Linked DNA regions of Homo sapiens: region 2 is linked to region 1. Evidence: chromatin contacts called from ENCODE Hi-C data. All regions are on one chromosome and are shown on one strand. Each heading gives the region's core, a stretch centred on a gene start or an enhancer-like site at or near the end of the contact. The rest is flanking DNA. Distances are from core to core; before and after follow the strand shown. Region 1 holds the start of SMYD5 (SMYD family member 5). Region 2 holds the start of RTKN (rhotekin).

Region 1 (5,329 bases), core at 923-3,422:
GCCAGGCCTAATTTTTGTATTTTTAGTAGAGACAGGGTTTCACCATGTTGGCCAGACTGGTCTTGAACTCCTGATCTCAAGTGATCAGCCCACCTTGGCCTCCGAAAGCGCTGGAATTAAAGGAATGAGCCACCATGCCCGGGCAGACTATGTAGTAGATTTTAAAATCTTGATTAAAAGAAGAAAGCCCACAATAAGCCATGCTGCTATCCGGCTAGTGCACCAGTATGGTAATCCAGCTGGCTTCCACTGGACCTGGTGAGGTTTCTGTTCTGACTGGTCATGTCTCTGGCATAATAGTTGATAAATTTTTGAAAAGTCATTCCTATCCACAGAAGCAATAAACAGTAGTCAAAAACTACTCCCACTTGAGGCCCCTGGTCTATATAGTTTCATGACCCAATTCTCTCAAACCTTTAAAGAATAAATAATGCTCATGCTATTTAAACAATGTAATGACAGAAAGCATTTCTGTTTTACCAAAAAAAAACAAGTATAACCCTCATGTGGCAACTTGAGGAAAATAACACAGAGAAAAAAATCACAAACCAATCTCATTTGAATAGAGAAGCAAAAAGCCCAGGATAATCCATGCTGTTACCAAGTCCAGGCAGGTATGTTATTTTCTCCAGCAGCAGATCAGATGTAGGCAAGGAGAGGGCAATCAGCTAGGGCCTTGATAGAAGCCTGGGACAGGAAAACTGTGCAAGGAGAGTGGCTGAAGTGAAGAAGCGAGAGGGAAGAAATGAAGAAAGGAAGGGGCTGAGAGACTGGGGGCTAATGAAGAAAAAGGTGAAGAATATCACTGCAAACCAAGAATGATGGAACTGAGAGGCCTTCAAACTGTGGCCACCCAGGAGCACTAGAGACTATGGAGATGGAGATAGGAACAGGTAAGGAGACCAGGGATGTAGGGAAGCTGATTTACCAGGGAAGGAGCAAACTGCTCCAGATACCTCTAGAGCAGAAAGGGGGCACGGAAGGTTGAGCTGGAAAACTAGATCAATATGATGACGCTGAGAGCAGACAACAGACAACTAGAGGTCTTACGTCTTGGGCAAGAACCAACCATACACACAGCCACTACACAGGATAAATTATTCAACCTCACTAGTAACCAAAGAAACGTAAATGAGAACAAATATAATTTTACACATATCAATAGGCAAAGATAACTAGGAAAAAAATACTGCTGGACAAAACAAGAGGATGTTTGCACAGAAAATGAGCTCTAAGACTTTTGACTCTGGGGATGAAAAATACCATACAACAATAAAGGGTCCATTAATAAGGGGTTGGTTGAGTGAACTGTGACCCTCTCACGGAAGAAGCTACTACTCAGCTCTTAAAACTTAATATGTAGAAATAGGCTTGATATTGAAAGATTCACTGCTGCATCAAAAAGCAGTTTCTAAAAATGTAATTTTAACGTACTCATCTTTGCACAAGTATAGAAGTATGGGTGATTTTTGTATTTTCTTTCCTTACATGCATTTTGTATTTTTTTCTACAATGAACTTTTGGAACACAATAAAAACGACAAAATCACGTCACCTTCCTGCTAAAAACTCTCCCAATGCCCCCACGGCCTTTGGACTCTGGTCCAAATTCCTCAGCACTCCAAGGACCCTCGTGAAGGATCTTGGCCTCTCTCCTCATCCCCTCACCCAAATCTCACACATGAAGTTCGTGAGGACTCCCTCTTTTACACCTCAGTTCTCTCTGCCCGGCACATCCCCGCCCACCGTTCCAGGGATACAGCAGCAAAGCCCCCTAGCCCCGCCCCGAGCAGCCACAGAAGGGCCTCCCGCGGGCTGGCCGAATTCCGCTGGGAGGAAATGCGCACGGAGACTCCGGAGGCCCGGGTCTATCGCGTGACCGCGCCACGAGCCTGCGCGCAGGGACAGACTGGGAGCCCCCGGGCCGCGAGCAGGGGCAGGGCCGTAGCGTCCGAGCGGCACAGAAGCCTCTGGGCTCCGGGCATGGAGTCCGGCCGGGCTGTCTCCATGGCCGGACTGGGGAGAGGCTCCCGGCAGGACCCGCCCCGACCTCACCTTGGCGCTGCTCACGAAACGGACTTCCACGGAGACCCGCGCGCGGCCCGCCACGCCCACGCAGAAGGAGAACACGTCGCACATGGAGGCCGCCATCTTGGGCGCGCCTCCGCCTTATGACCCTTAACCCCGCCTCGACCTGAGAGGCCACACCCCCTTCTGGTCCCGCCCCCGGCGAGAGTGCCCCTGAGGCTGCGAGGTTTTGGGCTCCACCAAGTCTGAATTTAGGTTCCGTGGTTTGTTGACGGGAGTGTAACTGGGCCTGCCTTTGTGCTTTTACATCGGTGCCTTTTTGTGTCTGTACCTCTGTATCAGAGTCTGTGTGCGCGTACAGTTTTGATGTGTGTATCTTTGAGTCCGTTGCATGTTTTGTTGTGGTTTTTTTTTTTTGAGATAGTCTCACTCTGTCGCCCAGGCTGGTGTGCAGTGGCGCGATCTCGGCTCAGTGCAACCTCTGCCTCCCAGGTTCAAGTGATTCATTCTCCTGCCTCAGCCTCCCGAGTAGCTGGGCGTACAGGCGTGCGCCACTAAGCCCAGCTAATTTTTGTATTTTTAGGGGTTTCACCATGTTGGCCAGGCTGGTCTCGAACTCCTGACCTCAAGTGATCCGCCCGCCTCGACCTCCTAAAGTGTTGGGATTACAGGCGTGAGCCACCTCGCCCGGCCTCCGATGCATGTTTCTATGTATGTTGTCTCTGTCCACACAGTGGCCTGTCTTCACTGAGTAAAGCGCTCTTTGGACCCAGCCCTAGAGTGGGACAGCAGAAGGCCAACTTACTCCTATCCTGTCTAGCTCTCAGCCTGAAGGGAAGGACTAGCTTATACCCCGGAGCTCACTCACCCCACTTGAAGAGTCCAGGACAAGATTTCCTTTCTCGGTAATCCCTCTGGCAGCAGAACAGTCCTGCCAAAGGTCAGGGTGGACTTGTGCCTCTGTCAGATTCTTCAATGGCTTAGGGACCTTGCAACCGGGGGTAGCGGAGGAGTCCATAGGGGACCTCAGATCTGAGAACCTCTGAAACTGGATACAGAAGTGAGTGTGCATATGCACACACTGTCGTGAAAAGGGGGAGGGGCCTGTTCTCTCAGGACCCCAAGAAGCTGCAAACCACAGACCTATGGCATTTGTCCCCACAGCTAGGCCTGACTATCAAGCCTTGTTTTGTTTCCTTGTCCCCTGATTTTGTGAGTTTTGTTTGAGACAGGGTCTCGCTTTGTCGCCCATACTGGCATGGGGCGATCTCGGCTCACGGCAGCCTCCAGCTCCCGGGCTCAAGAACAGACTGGGCAACGTAGTGAGACCTTGTCTCTCCAAAAAATAGAAAAATTTGCCGGGCGTGGTGATGCGTGGGAGGATCACCTGAACCTGGGGAGGTCTAGACTGCAATGAGCCGTGATCAAGCCACAATTATCTATCAAATAATTATAGATAGATAGATAGTTGGCAGGGACAGAGAAAGGTTCTTGAAACTGACCCTGCCTCTCCTCAAGCTTGCAACCTGGTGTCAAGGAGCGAATAGTCCACGGACTTGGGGGAGATAGATAGTTGGCAGGGCCAGAGAAGAGGCTCTTGAAACCGACCCTGGGTCCCCTCAAGCCTGCAGCCCGGTGTCAGGGAGCGAATAGTCCACGTACTTGGGGGCAAACCTACCCGAGAGCAGCTGGGGGCCGTGCCCTCACTCACCACCAGGTGGCAGGGCAGGCTTCCTTCCATCCCTCAGCTCAGTCCCCAAGAGCCATTCTAGAATCTGAATGGTCTGTGCTACAGAAATCAGCTCTGCAAATCCTGGCAGCAGGCTTCTTTCAGAGAAATCGAGCACATTCTTGAGAAGAAAAAGGAGCCATGAGTCAGAGTCATGAAAGGGGGAAATTATAACTGTCCTGTGAAAACACAGCAGAGTTTATGACAAAATGCCAGCCTTGGCATACACAAATTATTCTATAAAAAGATGGGGCTTTGGGAGGCCAAGGCAGGAGAACCACTTGAAGCCTGGAATTCAAGACCAGCCTGGGCAACAAGTGGACGTTGTCTCTACAAAAAATGTTAAAAATTAGCCAGGCGTGGTGTCACGCGCCTGTAGTCCCAGCTGCTTAGGAGGCTAAGGTGGGAGGATCACTAGAGCCCAGGAGGTTGAGGCTGCCGTGAGCTATGATTGCACCACTGCACTCCAGTCTGGGTGACAGAGCGAGTCCTTGTCTTTGCTGCTGGGCCTGAGCTTCTTCTGAGAATGGTAACAGTTCAGACAAAACAAGAAAACGTTGGGAAACTTTGTGAAGTGGGCTAAACAGTCTACCTTCTCTTCTTTGCTCTCAACTCCTTCTGATGGTGAAGAGTCTTCTATGCCCAGATGCTTATTCAAAGAGGTTCCTTCTCCACAGCCAGGCCAGGAAAATATTAATTGCTGGTACAGGTATTACTCCCCCAGGTGAGGGGAGCTGTGATATTATGAAATATATATTTGGTCTTCATCTCGATTTCCTGGCATAGAACTCCTAAAATCCCTAGAATCTCTGAAGTGATGTCTTTTCATATGCTAATGAGTTGACTGATGACTGGTAGACCTTAAGACTCCATAAAAAACAAAAAGGGCAGGGTTGGGCCGGGTGGTGGCTCACACATGTAATCCCAGCACTTTGGGAGGCCGAGGTGGGTGGATCACAAGGTCAGCAGTTCAAGACCAGCCTGACCATATGATGAAACCCCGTCTCTACTAAAAATATAAAAATTAGCCAGGCATGGTGGCATGCGCCTATAGTCCCAGCTGCTCGGGAGGCTGAGGCAGGAGAATCGCTTGAACCCGGGAGGCGGAGGTGGCGGTGAGCCAAGATCGCGCCACTGCAGTCTGTCTCAAAAAAAAAAGAAAGGAGGGGCTGCCATGTGGAATGAGCCCTGAATCTGTGGGGTCAGACACTACCTGCAGGTAGATCATGTCAGAATTTGCTGAACTGGAGGTTGGAATGTGGGGTACACCCCTATACGTTTGGTCACAGAAGTGTTCTGTGTTGATTGTTGTGGGGTGACAGCAGAAGAAAAAAACTTTTTTTTTTCCAGTTGGTCTTCTCTACTCAGGGGCCTACAAGCCTTAACAGTAACCACACACTTTGCACTGTGCATGGCACATTATTGCTTTACAGACATCTTCTCACCCCTGGGTGATCTAAGTTATGAATGCACCCATTATACAGATAAAGAAAAAAGGCTCGGAAGTTCCATAGGTTGGCCAAGGACATAGCTGAAGGCCAGAGTCTGTGCCTCCAATCATTACATTATTCCA
Region 2 (5,329 bases), core at 2,097-4,596, 1.2 Mb before region 1:
ATTTCACACATTTCAGGTAAGATTTCATTAAAAAAAAAAGGTTCTGTTGCTTAAAAACAAACATTTGAAATGAACTATCTTAGTCCAACAGGATGGCACATCTCAGTCAAGGACTCTCAAATCTGTTTGCTTCTCTTTTATTTACTTCAACTGATGTTTATTGATCACTTGCTATGTCCCAGGCACTGGGGATAAGACAGACTGCCCCTCCCTAGAAGGCTTACAGTTCAGAGGAGTGATGATGAATATTTGAATAAATTAAGGAACAATATCTTTCCCTTTCTTTCCCCTCACACGTCTTTTGTGGTTAATCTCAGATGCCATGGACTTTATAAATCTTTTGATCTGCCTTTCCTACTGACCAGAAGAACTCCCTTCTCCATATAAAATTTTGTGTGTGGAGGATGTTGGTTGTTTTTCCTGTTCATTTTCCATTCTCTCACCTTCTGGTGGTAGTGGTTGGAACATTCTTTGGGGAACAACCCTCCCCCACCTTCTCCCTCCCAGTTCACTGGGTTCTGGTTAGTCTCCAGGAGTGGGCAAGTGACCCCAAGCCTGGCCAGCTGGCACCTAGAACCTCCTTAGCCACAGCAATTGGTTCAGATCTGGCCACCGTCTGACTCCAATGATTGGTTTGGGATGGATGAATGATCACAAATGTCTCACAGCGAATCCCAGACGTGTAGGAGCCTCAGGAAACAGATGCTCTCTTTTCAGCTGAATTTAAGCCTGAAAAGATATAGACCCAGAATTTTGGGCAGCAATTTCGTTACACTGTGGAGAGTGAAGCCAACGTGGAGGAAAGTAGAGCCAAGTGATGGGAAGAGACTGGATATTCCTGACACTCAATGAGTGGGTTAAGCCACATCTAAAGCTTGACCCCTGGCTCATTTGTTTGTATTGGCTCAGTTCCAGGAGCCGATGCATTTCCCCTTTTGCTTTAGTACTTTTCAGTCAGCTTTTCCAAAAGAATGTTGAAATGATTTGCCATAGCAAAACATTTCTAATCTGGACTCTCTAAGAGCTCAAGACTGGTATGTCTCTGGGTCCAGCCAGCCTGCCATGTAGGAGTCTCACCCTTTCTCAAGTTCTGTGTTCTGAAGCCTTCAGGAGATCTGTTTATGTGTGATCAGCAAGTTAATCCTTTGCCATTTCCTTCTCTTCCACTGGGCTTTCCCCAGAGGGGGCAAGAAGGGAACCCTGTTTTTTGTTTGTTTGTTTGTTTGTTTGAGACAGAGTCTCGCTCTGTCGCCCAGGCTGGAGTGCAGTGGCACGATCTCGGCTCAGTGCAAGCTCCGCCTCCCAGGTTCAGGGCATTCTCCTGCCTCAGCCTCCTGAGTAGCTGGGACTACAGGCGCCCGCCACCATGCCCGGCTAATTTTTTTGTATATTTAGTAGAGACGGGTTTTCACCGTGTTAGCCAGGATGGTTTCGATCTCCTGACCTCGTGATCTGCCCCCCTTGGTCTCCCAAAGTGCTGGGATTACAGGCGTGAGCCACCGCGCCTAGCGGGAACCCTGTTTTTATGGAAGCAGGGAGTGGTAAGTCCAGCCGGGCAAGTCCAGCCATCCAGCAAAGCAGCTGATTATATCTATATCTATCTATATCTATATCTATATCTATATCTATATCTATATCTATATCTATATCTATATCTATATCTATCTATATCTATATCTATCTATAGATAGATAATATTGGCCAGGCGTGGGCCACGCCTGAAATCCCAGCACTTTGGGAGACCAAGGCGGGTGTATCGCCTGAGGTCAAGAGTTTGAGACCAGCCTTACCAACATGGTGTAACCCCATCTCTACTAAAAATACAAAAATTAGCCAGATATGGTGGCAGACGCCTGTAATCCCAGCTACTCCGGAGGCTGAGGCAGGAGAATCGATTGAACCCAGGAGGCAGAGGTTGCAGTGAGTCGAGATCATGCCATTGCACTCCAGCCTGGGTGACAGAGTGAGACTCTGTCTTAAAAAAAAAAAATTAAAATAAATAAATAAATAAATAAATAAAAATAAAAAATTATACATATTTGTAATGCTTTTTAAGAGATGGGGTCCCACTATGTTGCCCAGGCTGGACTTGAACTTTCGGGCTCAAGCAATCCTCCCACCTTAGCCTCCCGAGTAGCTGGGACTACAGGTGTGCACCACCATGCCAGGCCAATTTGTGTGTGTGTGTGCGTGTGTGTGTGTGTTTTGTTGAGACAGGGTTTCATGTTGCCCAGGCTGGTCTCCAACTCCTGAGCTCAAGAGCGATCAGTCCCCCTTGGCCTCCCAAAGTGCTAGGATTACAGGCTTGAGCCACTGCACCCAGCCATCTTTTTTTTAGACGTAGTTTCGCTCTTGTTTCCAAGGGTGGAGTGCAATGGTGGGGTCTCAGCTCACCACAACCTCTGCTTCCCGGGTTTAAGCGATTCTCCTGCCTCAGCCTCTCAAGTAGTTGGGATTACCGGCATGTGCCACCATGGCCGGCTAAATTTTGTATTTTTAGTAGAGATGGGGTTTCTCCATGTTGGTCAGGCTGGTCTCGAACTCCCAACCTCAGGTGATCCACCCTCCTAGGCCTCCCAAAGTGCTGCGATTACAGGCGTGAGCCACCGCGCGCAGCTGCTCTTTATGACTGCAAATATGGGGCACTTGCCTTGTGCCAGGCACTATGCTGGGCATTTTACCCTCATTCTTATAGGTAATCCTCATAGCAACTTGAGGAGTGGAGATAATTACAGTATTCCCACTGAACAAATGAGAAAACTGAAGCTCAGAAAGGCCAGTGACTGGACCAAGTTAATGATTGCACGGTTAGTTAGTGACAGAGCTGGGGTTTCACGACGTGTTTAAGCACCGCCCCATCAGTTGTGGCCACTAGGCTTAGGCGGATAGCCTCGCAGAGGAGCCTAGGTGGGGAGGGGGACGAAGAAGGAACATTTGGGACTGTGGGATGTTGAAATGGTCTCTTCGGAGGCTGCCGGGATTGAAACTGGGCAAGGTCCCAGGGCCCGAGTAGAGCCAGAGCGTGCTACGCGGCGATCCCTGAGCCACGGGGTTTTCAGCGCCCGGGAAGCCAGGCTTGCCAGGTTGGGGCGGCTGGCGGGGCAGGGCTTCTCGGTCCGTCCCAAGTCCAGGTAGGCGCTCGCGACCCGCGCGGGCAGGGAGAACGCGCTCCCACAGTGCTCGCGAGGTGCAGTGCGCCCCTGGGGGCTCCGGGGCCGTCGGGCCAGGTCGGCTTGGCGCCCAGGGACTGGCCGGACGGGCTGGGCCTTTGGCGGGGGTGGAAGAGGAGGTTGCCGCGCCCTGCCCGGCCCAGGTGTCGTCTCCGGGGGCGGGGTTTGGAGCCCCGCAGCGGGAGATTCCCGGCCGGACTGGCGGACGAGCGTCGAGAGACAGAAGCCGAGGAGAGGAGGCTAAGCCGGGCGGCGCGGGGAGCGCACTGAGCAGGCAAAGTCGCAGGGCCGCCAGCATGTTCTCCCGAAACCACCGGAGCCGGGTCACCGTGGCCAGGGGCTCCGCCCTGGAGATGGAGTTCAAACGCGGCCGCTTCCGACTCAGCCTCTTCAGCGACCTGCCCGAGGTGAGAGACTCGCGTCCCTGCCTTCCCCTTCCGCGGCTCCCGGGGGCAGCCCCAGCCACCTCGGCCTCCTTCCCTCGCCCGCGTGCACGCCGAGGGGCGGAGACGCACGGTCTGGGTACAAACCCGACGGAGTTGTTGACTTAAAAAGTAAGGTGTGGACGGTCTGCATTTTCATCGGATCCATGCTGCCCATTCCGCGGCCTGGTTAGGATTATCTGCCTGAGCCTGGAAAAAGCCCGGGTTGGTCTCAATTTGTAGGGCCCCAGCTCGACTCCTAAAATGTGCCTGAACCCCAAAATGTCTTGGGCATCCCCGGGCCAAGGGCGGTGGGCAGCTAGGCGGGCCCCAAGCGCTCGGACTCTTGGCCTGGGCTCCCGCTTGTTCCCCAGTCGCCAGCCCCATCCCACAACCTGTCGCAGCCATCTGGGCCAGCCTCTGTCATCAACCCCGACTTTAGGCCGGGGCCGCTCGCTTCCCCGAAGCCCAATTCAAAGGCTCCTCTATGCCCCTGCAGGGCTTTTAACTCCTTGGGGTTACTTCCCACACGCAAAATTTCCGCCTCCTTTTCTGGGGCCTAAGAGGAGTCCAGCCCCTAGGCTGAGCGTTTCCCCCGTCCGCCGTCCACGCGTTAACCTGTTGGATCCCCACCTGTAACGCCCTAAGGGCTAGGGCGGGGCTGAAGGTGTGTGGTTGAGCGGGGACTGAGAGGGCGAATAGCTACCCCGAAGACTCTTCTGTCCCCAAGGTCAGACTCACACTCGCCCAAGGAGAGCCCAGTTCCAAGCCTTCCCTTCCGGGTCTGGAAAGGGTTAAGTGAGGTGGGCCTTCCTTCCGCCCCCTCTACCTCCCGGCTGGGATTCCAGGCCTGGCTTCTGCCCTTTCCCTCCAGCCTGCCCAGAACAAAGAGGCTCTTTCACACCCTTGTCCCGGCGTCCCGGGCCTTCTCTGACTCAGAAGCTAGTGGACCTGGGGAGAGGGGGCCTTTGTCGCGTCCCCTTGCCCCCAAGCGACTGGGCCCGAGGAACCCGCGTGGGGCCAGCGTGGGGGAGTAAGGGGCGAGGCCCGGGACCAGGGGGAGGGGCCTGTGAGCTGGGGCCGCCCCTGGGATTAGCCCGGCCTTCGGGGACAGCTCGGAGGAGCTGGGGCGGAGCCGCAGGGCCTGGCGGCCGCCGAGTGAAGTGTGACTCCGTGGGCCTGGCGTGGAGGCGGGGGCGCTAGGCTGCAGCTGGCTCGGAATCGGGGCTGGTTTCCTGTCTGGAAGGGAAGGGGCCTGCAGAAGGGAGCGGGGACAGCAGCAGACAGGCACACCCCTGCCTTCCTCTCTCCCTCTCCTCCCTTCTCTGGAAAAGCGAGGTAATTGTGAGCCCAGGGTGGAGCGGGCTGGATGGGGGCCCTGAGTTGGAAGGGGTGGCCCTAGGGCTGGGCTGCTTTGCCAACTCACCCCTTTGTCCCATTCCCTGGGCTCACTCTCCCCTGAGGTCCTCACCTGTGTGGCTCTTTTTCCCAACTTTCTCAAACTAAGCTGGAACCCCTCTCGGGAAGCTCCAACCTCCTGCAAACCCCATGACTCTAGAACCTGCATGAGGCGTCGTTTCCCTGCCCCCTTCCAGTTGTGCCTGCCCCTCACTGCCCTCTCCGCACACAGATTCCCTGTCCACCAGGCCAGGGATGTGGGCGGGGGCTGGGGAGCGGCCAGAGTCGGAATGAAAGGGCCTTTTTCTTCCACAGCTGGGAGAACAGCTGCCACCAAAG

The links. Hi-C counts contacts between places; a loop is a spot of excess contacts on that map. Pooled maps may share reads with other maps.
Region 2: a loop to region 1 is called in a pooled map, with 4 times the contacts of the local background. The contact joins the promoter of RTKN here to the promoter of SMYD5 in region 1. A Hi-C loop is called at or near these places in 5 of 50 pooled maps.

Annotation. Positions count from the first base shown.
Region 1 is chr2:73,211,088-73,216,416 of GRCh38, reverse strand. SMYD5 (SMYD family member 5) reads right to left here and starts at 2,172. Exons shown (of 13, transcript NM_006062.3): 1 at 2,055-2,172. The coding sequence starts at 2,150. NOTO (notochord homeobox) reads right to left here. Exons shown (of 3, transcript NM_001134462.2): 3 at 3,904-5,329. RefSeq lists enhancers at 1,995-2,234, 2,022-2,316 and a silencer at 3,639-3,708.
Region 2 is chr2:74,439,954-74,445,282 of GRCh38, reverse strand. It overlaps RTKN (rhotekin), which reads left to right and starts at 3,346. Exons shown (of 12, transcript NM_001015055.2): 1 at 3,346-3,577. The coding sequence starts at 3,467. RefSeq lists silencers at 3,256-3,335, 3,646-3,705, 4,421-4,730 and an enhancer at 5,158-5,329.